Regions from separate parts of the Homo sapiens genome. Here region 1 is linked to region 2. A link is an interaction called in ENCODE POLR2A ChIA-PET data of the cell type or tissue named here. Cell type or tissue: CD4-positive, alpha-beta T cell. All regions are shown on one strand. Each heading gives the region's core, and the rest is flanking DNA. Links, peaks and the distances in the headings are about the cores only. Region 1 has its middle 28 kb from the start of TOMM5. Region 2 overlaps FBXO10 (F-box protein 10).

Evidence for each region. Peaks named below come from ENCODE experiments on the same cell type or tissue, not always from the same donor. Only the 100,000 strongest peaks of a DNase experiment are listed, where the experiment ranks them.
Region 1: POLR2A ChIA-PET joins it to region 2 with 5 read pairs; 2 of 35 experiments call an interaction of 5 or more read pairs at or near these places.

What each region holds. Positions count from the first base shown.
Region 1 is chr9:37,618,009-37,623,385 of GRCh38, reverse strand. It overlaps a transcript of FRMPD1 not described here. Among named protein-coding and RNA genes, the nearest start is that of TOMM5, 28 kb to the right of the region's middle. In CD4-positive, alpha-beta T cell, for the core only: no CTCF peak of the experiment used is centred there; no DNase peak of the experiment used is centred there.
Region 2 is chr9:37,509,711-37,515,087 of GRCh38, reverse strand. FBXO10 (F-box protein 10) reads left to right here. Exons shown (of 11, transcript NM_012166.3): 11 at 2,367-4,196. The coding sequence ends at 2,541. Among named protein-coding and RNA genes, the nearest start is that of POLR1E, 26 kb to the right of the region's middle. RefSeq lists an enhancer at 2,966-3,522. In CD4-positive, alpha-beta T cell, for the core only: no CTCF peak of the experiment used is centred there; a DNase peak (open chromatin) is centred at 2,477.

The sequences.
Region 1 (5,377 bases), core at 84-5,083, 110 kb before region 2:
CTCTCATGAGTCTCTTTGTGTTTGTTTCCTATGGTACTTGGCACATTGAACTTCTCAATACATACAGTTATCTTTGTCCATCCTCTTCCATATCCCATTCCAGGCACCTTTCCCAACCAGAGGCTGTCTCGTTCATGGTGGTACCCCTAGCAATGAGAACAGGACACAGCATAGAGTGGTCTCAGCACACACAGCTTCCACGAATGAATTCATCAATGAATGTAGCATCCCCTCAGCACCTAACACAGTGTCTACCATGTGGTCAGACTTTAAAACATTCCAATGATCTACTGAACAGCAGGATAATCTATATTAAATGTCATATATGAGATCTGCATATTTGCCTATTTTGTATGATTATCCCTTCATATGAATATATATTATTTTATCATATGTCATTTTTAAAAAGATCCCTCTTTGGAGAAAGTATTACCACATACATAAGCATCTCTCTTTGTTTTTTTTTTTCTTTTCTAACTAAATGTGCTAAAGCTGAACAAGGGCCTGGAAGAGGTTTCTGAAGGGCAATTGGCTGCGTGCAGCTTTGAAATATCCTACTTTTTTCTCATTTCCTATCAGTCAGTCCCATTCTCTCCTTGCATCCAATTTTGTTTAATGAGACTACTGCAATGTATTTATTTTGGGGTGATTGAATTTAGAAAGACATTCATCTAACACGCAATTGCTGCCACAAGCTGAATGGCTGAATCATAACAGAGATGATGGCATTAATCCGAGGACAGCTGTTTCTTATCATTTCTAACACAAAAAAGGCTCAGGCCAGGCTGGAGTTTCTGCCTCAGTTGCAAGGTGGGACTGATAGGATCTAAAGCAGAAACGCTTCTGGACAGGTGGCAGTAGACAGGGAAAAAGAAGAAATGCCCTGTGAGGGACTAAACATTTGGTTTTTAGAACCTTGTCTCTCTGATGTGTGAGGGTTGCTTCTGACCCTCTGGGATGCTCAAGAAATTCCAATTCTAATGAGATAATTTGATAAGGATGGGAGAAGCATCTGTGTGTGTAACGAACATTTTAAGAGTTCACACATCTGTTGGTAATTCATTGCGGCTATTAAAGCAAAACGATAACAATGCTGGCTTACATTTGCACAGCACCTAATAGTTTATAACATGCATTCACATTCACCGTCTCAGGCAAAATAAGCAGCCACCACCCATGTGCCCAGAGCTCAGGGGCATATCCAATATGGCTCCCAGACAGCTGGGGAGCTCCTTCTAAGGAAATCTCCCATGGCATTTGCCTGCTTCAGATGCCCATAATCCACTATGAAAGTATTACTTCTTTGAACTCAGGCACTTTTACTGCTAAAGCAAAAATGTCCCCAGAAGCAAGCATATAGCCAACTCTGCAACTGATTTACACCTGAGTATGAAGGCATTCTCAGCAGAACAGCTGGCTGAGGATTTGAGCAGTTGTGTCAAACTGACTTCCTCTTACGTGGTACTATTGTGAGCCCTCACTTGAGGACCCCTTAACCTGAGCAAAAGCATCCTGTTCGGCAGGAAGTTTCTCCCAGGCCCTAGAAATCCCAGCAGCCCTCACCATCCAGAAGCTGTCTCATCTGCTGGGGCCTATTCACTCCCACGTAAATGCATCTAAGGTGCTTCCCACACTGGCTCTCCCCTATAGGGGCCCATATCTGCTCCCTGAAGCATTCTTTGCCTGAACAAATTCTGGGAGTGTTGGCCAATCCCGAAGCAGCAGCTACTCCTCCTTGTTCCACAGCCAAAGCATTAGCCAGCCCTGCTCTTTTCCTGTAAATTTCCAGGGCGGGAGTCAGACCCAGTCCCCTGGGCCCCCAACTGCAGGAGACACAGCTCAAGCTCTGAGTGGTCCTGCTGAAGTGAGGTGAGATAGGCACCCACACACCCCTTCCTTATCCCCTGGGGCCATGAGCGGCACTTAGCACACCAGCTGCTTCCTCCAAAGAAATCCTCTTCAAAAGCTTCCAGTCATTCTATCCTTCGACCCTTGGTGAGGATGACGGTGCAAGAGTCACGTAACCACTTTCTGCTAAATCCTGTTTTGAGTTCCTCTGGGTGGTCTGTCCCATTACTTTGGGTATCTGATAGCTATTGTGTCTGAATTCTCTGTGGAAACTTCTAGTCTAACACCCTGTTACAATTCACTCATCTATTCAGTGAACAATTAATGAAGGTCTACCCTAGTGTAGGCCTTTCCTGTCCCCTGCCTCCTTTATCCTCCTCAGTTACTCATTCTTTGCCTTCCTGATATGAAATATTGTAATGAAGAATCAGTCAGTCACTCCTTCTCTCTTATTCCCTTCTTCCCTCTCCATCAATTTCGACTATCATTTTGGATACATGTGAGAAAATGTTTTTATTTTCTATACAAAAATAGGTAACATGCAAACTGAAAAGAATTAAATTAAAACTACAATAAATAATGAAAATATTGGATGTCACATCATCTTATGAGCCTAGCACTTTTTTTAACAGAAAGCATTGAAGGCTGACTCTTGGGAATTAGTTTCTTCAAAATGCTATTGCAAATACACACCAATAAAATATTATAGTAAAGAAGGTGCTTTATCATCTCTTCCTAGTACACAGGGCCTGGAATAGCAGGAAACAAGATGAAAATAAACAAGGGCCAGAAGATATTTCATTATTGCTTAAAAAAAAAACTGTGCTATACTTTCTATAGCATATAAATACAGACACATGAAAAGGATACAATAAAAACAGGAGTTGAAAGGAAAACCCAGTGCTCCAAGACTGCTCCACCAGACAGCTGGAACATCAAACATGCTTTCTGAAATATCATATAACAGCTGTCTACTATGCTAAGCCCTTGAACATTACCCCAAATAGTTTTTTTTTTTTTAAATCATGATGATCAATAGCAACCATTTACTTAGGGCCTTCTCTATGCCCGGTGCTGGACTAAGTGATTTATGGTGCATGTTATTTAATTCTCACAGCAGCCCTGTGAAGAATATGGTATTTATTCCTATTTTATAGATGAGGAAAATGAGCCTTGGTAATTAAGGCATCTGCCTCAAGTTGTGTGCCTTGTCAGTGGCGAAACTGCTCATTATTTTTGGTTCTCAGCAATGCCAAGCCACTGCTCCTTCTACTCTGCTGTGATGCTGTGACCTGGAGGCAGATAAACACGAGTGTTCCACTTCTAATTTTGCCTATTTGTGTAGAAGTGAAGGGTAAAATGGAATTCTGTCCTCATCTGGAAGCCTTTGGTTTTTGTGTTTTTAAGAGCCACCTTGACTTAAGTGGGCATTGGACTGGTCTTTGTGTTAGTGAAACTTTTAGCGATCACGGTGACCCTCTGTTACAGGGTAAGGATGGAATGCAGCTGCCAACTGCCTCCCAGTAATCTCCTACTGGGGAATATATCACAGCACCAACTCCAGGATGTGGGGGAGGATAGAAACAAATGAATCTGGGAATACAGGTTTTTTTTTTTTTTTCCCCTGTCTACTCAGTGTCAATTGGCACCTACAAAAAGCAGTATGTAGCTAGTAAGCACCTTCACTATATCAAGCTAATCCACCAAGACTATACGGCAGGGTCCCCACATAATATGTGACTAAACCTTTTTCGATTCAATTTCTTTTTTTTTTTTTTCTGAGCTGGAGTCTCGCTGTGTCGCCCAGGCTGGAGTGCAGTGGCACAATCTCGGCTCACCACAACCTCCAATTCCTGGGTTCAACTGATTCTCCTGCCTCAGCCTCCCAAGTAGCTGGGATTATAGGCACCCACAACCACACCTGTCTAATTTTTGTACTTTTAGTAGAGATGGGGTTTTGCTATGTTGGCCAGGCGGGTCTCAAACTCCTGACCTCAGGTGATCCACCCACCTTGGCCTCCCAAAGTGCTGGGATTTCAGGCATGAGCCACTGCACTGGCCTTGATTCAATTTCTCTGCAGCTTTTGCCCTACTCCATTTCTATATTAATACAACTCTCTTTTCTTCCTCCTACCCTCTTTACCCTTCTCCCACAAACATTTGTTGAGCCCTTGCTATGTGCCAAGCCCTGAAGTAAGTATAAGGAAATAACAAAGATCTCTGACCTCAAGTATTTTCCAGTTATAGGCCCGGGTTGTGAATATCACAAAGGGGGACAGTTACAGGTGGGATGCATGTCACAGAGATGTCAGGAAAGGTTTACATGGAAAAAAAATGGAAACGTTCCCAAGTTTTCCCTGTTTGGAAAAAATTTCATCCGCACTCCAACCTGAATTCTGTTCCACTTTAGAGCTCTGTCATAGAACCTTATGGCATGTCGGTTTACATTAGTCACTTGGGGCTGGGTTTATCTCCTCCATTCCATTCAGTATAATTCACTCCACATAAATCCTGTGCTAGGCTGTGCTGTGGGAGAGGAAAATGATAAAGTCAATCCCAGGACTGGCTCAGCAGGGAGCTCACAGGAGGAAAGCTACGCAACAGAAGGATAAACCAAGTGCAACAGAGGATGACATGGACACAGATTTGCCTCCTCCCACTAAAGGAGGCAAATGCCATGGAGTGCTTTAGGGAAGAAGTGGCATTTGAGAGGAGCTTTGAAAGGTGAGCAAGATTTCTCTAGTCAGAGACCGAAAGAGAGATGATGCTTTGTAACAGATTCAGAGAAGGCAAGAAGAAGGGGAAAGAATGAGACAGTGTGTTTGAGGGAACTGCAGTAAACCAATGAGGCTGGCATATAGGGTATATGGTCAGGGAGAGGTGTATGATTGGAAGAAAAAAACCTGGAAAGGTTAATTTGGACCAATCTGTGGGGGCTTTCAATACTTGTAAGGTATTGACACTTAATATGTAGGCTATTTCCCACTCAAAAATGCTTCTCATTTTGGGGAAGCATTTTTGGCTGGGAAATTTATGTGCCCAAAGTTGTTTTGTATGGATTGTGGATGAGAAAAGAGACAAGGAGACCAATCGGGATGAGTGTAGTATTCCAGGTAAAAGAGGCTGTTGTTGCTGATGAGAAGTAGCAGTGGAGAGGGAGAACTGCCACTCTTGGGTCAGGGGCTGAGTGTCACCTATTCATTTGTCCCCTGTAACAGCCAGCACTGTTCCCCCCTGTTTCATAAATATTTGTGAGATTGAACTGTATTAAAGATTCAATTTGAAAGTATGAATTTATGTCTTGCAGATGTCTTGTCCTTTTTGTTTTAATCCTGTCATAAAAGTCATTCAATTCCAAGTCACAGTATTGTCCCTGCCGAAGGCTATCATTATCTGGCAGTTATGTGGCACCTCAGAGCAGTGGCACCTCATTTGCAGTCCTTAATTGCCTCATGCACCATTTTAATTGGTCTGCGATTGTCTGTGTGGACAGACCTCATTTCCTTTCTGGAGTCAGCTGGGGCTGCCC
Region 2 (5,377 bases), core at 300-5,299:
TCCTGCCAGTCTCCCTGCCCGTGGCCACCCCCTGCTCCACTCTGGAGGTTGTCCCATGCATCCTGCCAGGTTAATCTTTCTAAGTGAGAGCTCTGGTCAGTCACATCACATCCATGGTTTAAAACCTCTCATGGATCTTCATGTTCTGTTGTAATGATCTCCATACTTTTTGTATTACACACACTCTCGGGAAAAAATATTCTTTGAAGAAACCCCCCGATGTAGGTATACCTAATTATTTATTTATTTATTTAGAGACCAAGTCTCACTCTGTTGCCCAGGCTGCAGTGCAGTGGTGCGATCTTGGCTCACTGCAACCTCTTCCTCCCAGATTCAAGCGATCCTCCTGCCTCAGCCTCCTGAGCAGCTGGGATTACAGGCGCCCACCACCACTCCCGGCTGATTTTTGTGTTTTTAGTAGAGACAGTTTCGCCATGTTGACCAGGCTGGTCTCGAACTCCTGACCTCAGGTGATCCACCCGCCTTGGCCTCCCAAAGTATTGAGATTACAGGTGTGAGCCACCGCGCCTCACCGGTATACCTATTTATAACTTATATATGTGTATTCTAGCAGTATATTATTTACATTATAAACTATCCCCAAAATAGAAAATTTTAAAGTATACAGTTAAAAAAAACCAAAATTCTAGTATTTTCTTCCAATATCCCAGCAGATTATATTGTGGACTCCCTGGGATCCACCTCCTCCTTCCCTTTGGAGACCCCAGGGTACAGGATACAGCCCGGACTTTGCCAATGCCAGCTCTGGTATTGTCCGCTGTGTACCCTGAGGTCCTAATTGTCTTTTCCAGCCTCTCATTTCATCACTCCTTTTCAGTAGTGCTCCCCTGCTGCCAAACTCAAATACATACAGTCCTCCCAACATAGCTTAGGCCTTTTTATTCACATGCTAGTAGCCAACCTCTGATTCCGTCCACACCTTTCCAGTCCTTTCATTGTAACATCATTATCATAAAAATACATATAAGACAATGTGTTGCCTTAAGCAAATGGAGACTTAGTGTGTAAAGTTGGTTCCTTGTAACTCAAGCATCAGAAAACTCTGACCACAGCTTCACTATCATTTTATTTTCCCTGGCCCTCCATGCTCTCTACAAGAGTTTGGGTGACTGGAAACCCACCAACTTCTATCCCCCATAGATTTGCATTTTCCCAAATGTCATATAAAAGAAATCGTGGCCGGGTGCGGTGGCTCACGCCTGTAATCCCAGCACTTTGGGAGGCCGAGGTGGGTGGATCACCTGAGGTCGGGATTTCGAGACCAGCCTGGCCAACATGGTGAAACCCCATCTCTACTAAAAATACAAAAATTAGCTGGGCATCATGGCACGCAACTGTAGTCCCAGCTACTCGGGAGGCTGAGCCAGGAGGATCACTCGAACCTGGGAGGAAGAGGTTGCAGTGAACCCAGATCACACTACTGCACTCCAGCCTGGGTAACAGAGCAAGACTCCGTCTCGGAAAAAATATATATATATATTAAAAAATAAAAGTAAAAACAAAAAAAACCCAGAAATCCTGCAGTATGTAGTCTTTTGAGTCTGGCTTCTTTCACTTAGCCTAACATGCTGGAGATTCATTCATGGTGTTGCATGTAAGGCGTTCATTCCTTTCAATTGCTGAGTAGTCTTCCCCTGTATGGGTGTACTGCACAGTTTATTCACTCATCAGCTGAAGCGTATTTAGGTAGTTTCTAGTTTTTGGTGATTATGAATAAAGCTTCTATAAACATTTGTGGTCATAGAGCTGAAAAGAAATGAAAGAGGAAAAGCTGGCACCGTGGCACACACCTATAATCCCAGCTACTTGGGAAGCTGAGGCAGGAGGATCACTTGAGCCCAGGAGTTTAAGACCGGCTTGGGCAACATAATGAGACCCTGTCTCACAACAACCACCCTATGATCTTATCCAGATCCTTATTTAAAGTGGAGAAGTCGGCTGGATGCAGTGGCTCAAGCCTATAATCCCAGCACTTTGGGAGGCTGAGGTGGGAGGATCACTTGAGCCCAGGAGGTTGAGGCTGCAGTGAGCCATGATCGTGCCACTGCACCCCAGCCTGGGCAACAGAGTGTCTCAAAGCGGGAAAATTGAGGCCTACAGAGGGACCTTGTCCAAGGCTACATGCAGAGTTGAAGGCAGAGCTGGACGTGGAATGCAGGGCTTTTGCTCCTTAGTTTCTCAACAGCCCACCTCTTTGGACTAACACTAAACTGGAAGATAAAACCTACACCCAGATTTAAACACCTGGATCCACCGATCTGGAACCCAAGTTAAGACTGTGCAGGGCATTCAGCCAGCACTGCACACCCCTCAGAAGTTCACTGACTTTCGTTTTGCACCTCCAGGTCTGATACGTGGCGCCTGGTGAACCCACCAGCACGGCCCCACCTTGAAAATTCTCTCAGACGTCCCTCGGCAGCCCACAATGGGCAGAAGGTGACAGCCATGGCAACGAGGATCACAGCCCGGGTGGAAGGTGGTTACCACAGCAACCGCAGTGTCTTCTGCACCATCCTGTGAGGACACAGACCTGCTTCAGGGCCAAGCCTGGATGGGTGCTCAGAGGAGCTAAGGTGGAAATACTGCCTGAAAAGACTCCGCCCCTCCCCCTCCCCCTCGAACAAATGGGTCCCGGGCCTCCAAAACACGGTACCTCCAGAACACTTCAGCTCCACAGCCCATAGCAAGAAGAAAGTGGGCAATGTTTTTCAGGGAGAAGGGATAGAAGCTGGTGGGTTTCCAGTCACTCGAAGTCTATAAAGATTGTGAAGAGCGGGGGAAGCTCAAATGCTGAAGCTTTTGGTCAGGATTTTCTCTGAGTTCTAAGGAACTGTGTTTTACACACACCAAACCCAGACTCTTCTCAGGAAAGAGCAGATTTACTTCTGATGGCGGGAAGTGATTCTAGTGAGGTGGAGAGAGACAACTGCTCCAGAATTTTCCCCTTTGCTAGAGCTGTCTCCCTCTCAATCCCTCCAGGGACCCCACCACACCCTCCCAGCTGTCTCTGGAGGCTGGAGGAGTTGAGTTTGGTTGACTTGAGGACTTGGACATGGACCTGGGAGGAAGGAAGGACCTGGGAGCAACAGGAGACCCCATGGAAAGGCTGCCCCAGGGATGACAAGAGGGACATGCTGAAACAGGTGGGGCTGCAGCGTGCAGGCAGATGCTAGGCTGGGTGGGCAGGGATGCACAAGGCTCTACTCCATCCCCAGAGAGCTCCCAAATGCAGAAGGATTCAAACCCCATGTGAGCGTGCCCACACCAGCCGCCCCTCCTGAGCATCAGCCTGTTCAGATGAGGGTACCTGGGCCTCTCGTTCGCATCTGTGTTCTCATGGATGAGCGCTGGTCTTTACTGACCCTCCCAAGCCTCCCCACTCTGTGCCTTGGCTCATGCTCTTTCCTCCTCCCGGCATGCCCTTCTCCCCCATCTCCGTGTCCTCGTTCCTCAAGGTTTAGCCGAGACACTGCCACCTCCACATAGCTCTCCCTGCCCTCTTTCCCCCTCTGGGCCTCAGTGGCCTTTCTCTGCTCCCTCTCAGGGTACTGAGCACTTTCTGCCTTGTCCTGGAGCTATCTGGGTCCATTGCCTGACCCCCCACTCACCTGTGTGCTCCCCGTAGGTAGGGCCACTTCTGACTGTGTGTCCCCAGATCCAGCCTGGGGTTGGGGTAGGATTAGTGGCCTGAGTGAGGAGAGGAAGGCCAGCTCCCAGAGGACTTTACTGAACCGTACTGTGAATATGTCCAAGTCCCAAAGCCAGGTGAGGTCAGACCCCACTGCCTGAGGAAGAGGGCTGGATGCAGGGCCAGCTCAACCTGAACAATCCCCTCCCACTCGGCCTTTCCTGTGGGGCCTTCACCAGCCTGCTGGGGTCACTGTCGTGCACTTGGCTGCGTGGCTGGTTCTATTGGCCCTAGGTGCTGCTCTGTTGGGTGGGATGGGAGGGGGTAGAGGGAGCCAGGAGCACTGGGTTCTCCCTGAGAACACTGGGCACAAGAGTACTGGCCTCTTCTATCCCTGGCACTGTCCTTTGCACTTGTTTGGTGGCCCCAATGTGAGTCGCTGTAAAAAATGCTGCCGTTACTATTTTCTAAGAAATGACTTTTCTGTGAACCAACAGTAACAAAAACCTCAGTAACCAAAATAAAGTTCTATATTTTAAAAAAGGCACTTTTGGAAGCCTTTCCTTAGTCTGGGCATATACTGGGGCTCCCAGCTGGCCAGGCCCAGCACTGTTTCCTCTGAAGGAGACAGGAGAATCCTGGGGCCATCTTGTTGGGTCAGCTTGTTCCTGTGACAGTTCCAGATATAGGGCTGAAGGGCTCAATCGGGCTATAATTCCACTCCTGCCTGCTCTGTGAAGACAACAGAAACAGGCCGTCCCCATGGATCACTGGACTGTCAGCTTAGGGACCTCAGACCCCGGAGCACACTTCCCCAACTTCACTTACTCAGCATCTTAGAATTTTTGCTATATCCATATGTCACCTGAGAAGTTAGTACTTTTTTCTTTAAATCTACTTAATTTTTAGAAGTTTTAAATATGCAGAAAAATTGAGCAGACAGATGATTACTAGAGTTCCCATATCACCCTTGCCACCCCCGAGTTTCTGTGTTATTAACATCTTATGCTATCAGTGTACATTTGTAAAAATTCATAAACTAGTACTGGCACATTATTAACTAAAGTCCATAGTTTATTCAGATTTTTTTCTTTTTGAAACGGGATCTCACTCTGTTGCCCAGGCTAGAGTGCAGTGGTGTGATCATGGTTCACCGCAGCCTTGACCTCCTCAGGCTCACTCAGGTGATCCTCCCACCTCAGCCTCCTGAGCAGCTGGGACTACAGGCATGCACCACCACGCCTGGCTAATTTATGTATTTTTTTGTAGAGACGGGGTTTTGCCATGTTGCCTAGCCTGGTCTCAAACTCCTGGGCTCAAGTGATCCGCCTGCTTCAATCCCCCAAAGTGCTGGGATTACAAACATGAGCCACTGTGCCTGGCCTCAGATTTCTTTAGTTTGTTACCTAATGTCCTTTTTCCATTCCAGGATCCCATCCTACAACATGTCTTTTTTTCACACACTGAAAAGACTTTTTATATTACTATAAACATACATTAAACTATTAAAATGAAAATATTCATTGGTTTTGGTAGTTACTGTTTGCTGCCCCTCAGGGAGAGTACATGCCCTCTCACGTTGCCATGGGACCTGATTTGCCCAGTGAATGTAGGCAGAAGTGGTTAATGGTCACTTCTGGGTAGAAGCTTTAAGGGCCAGCAGAACTTGCCCCGATCGTGTGTCCCTCTGCCAGTGGACCACCACGTGTCAGACATGGCAGCCCGAGT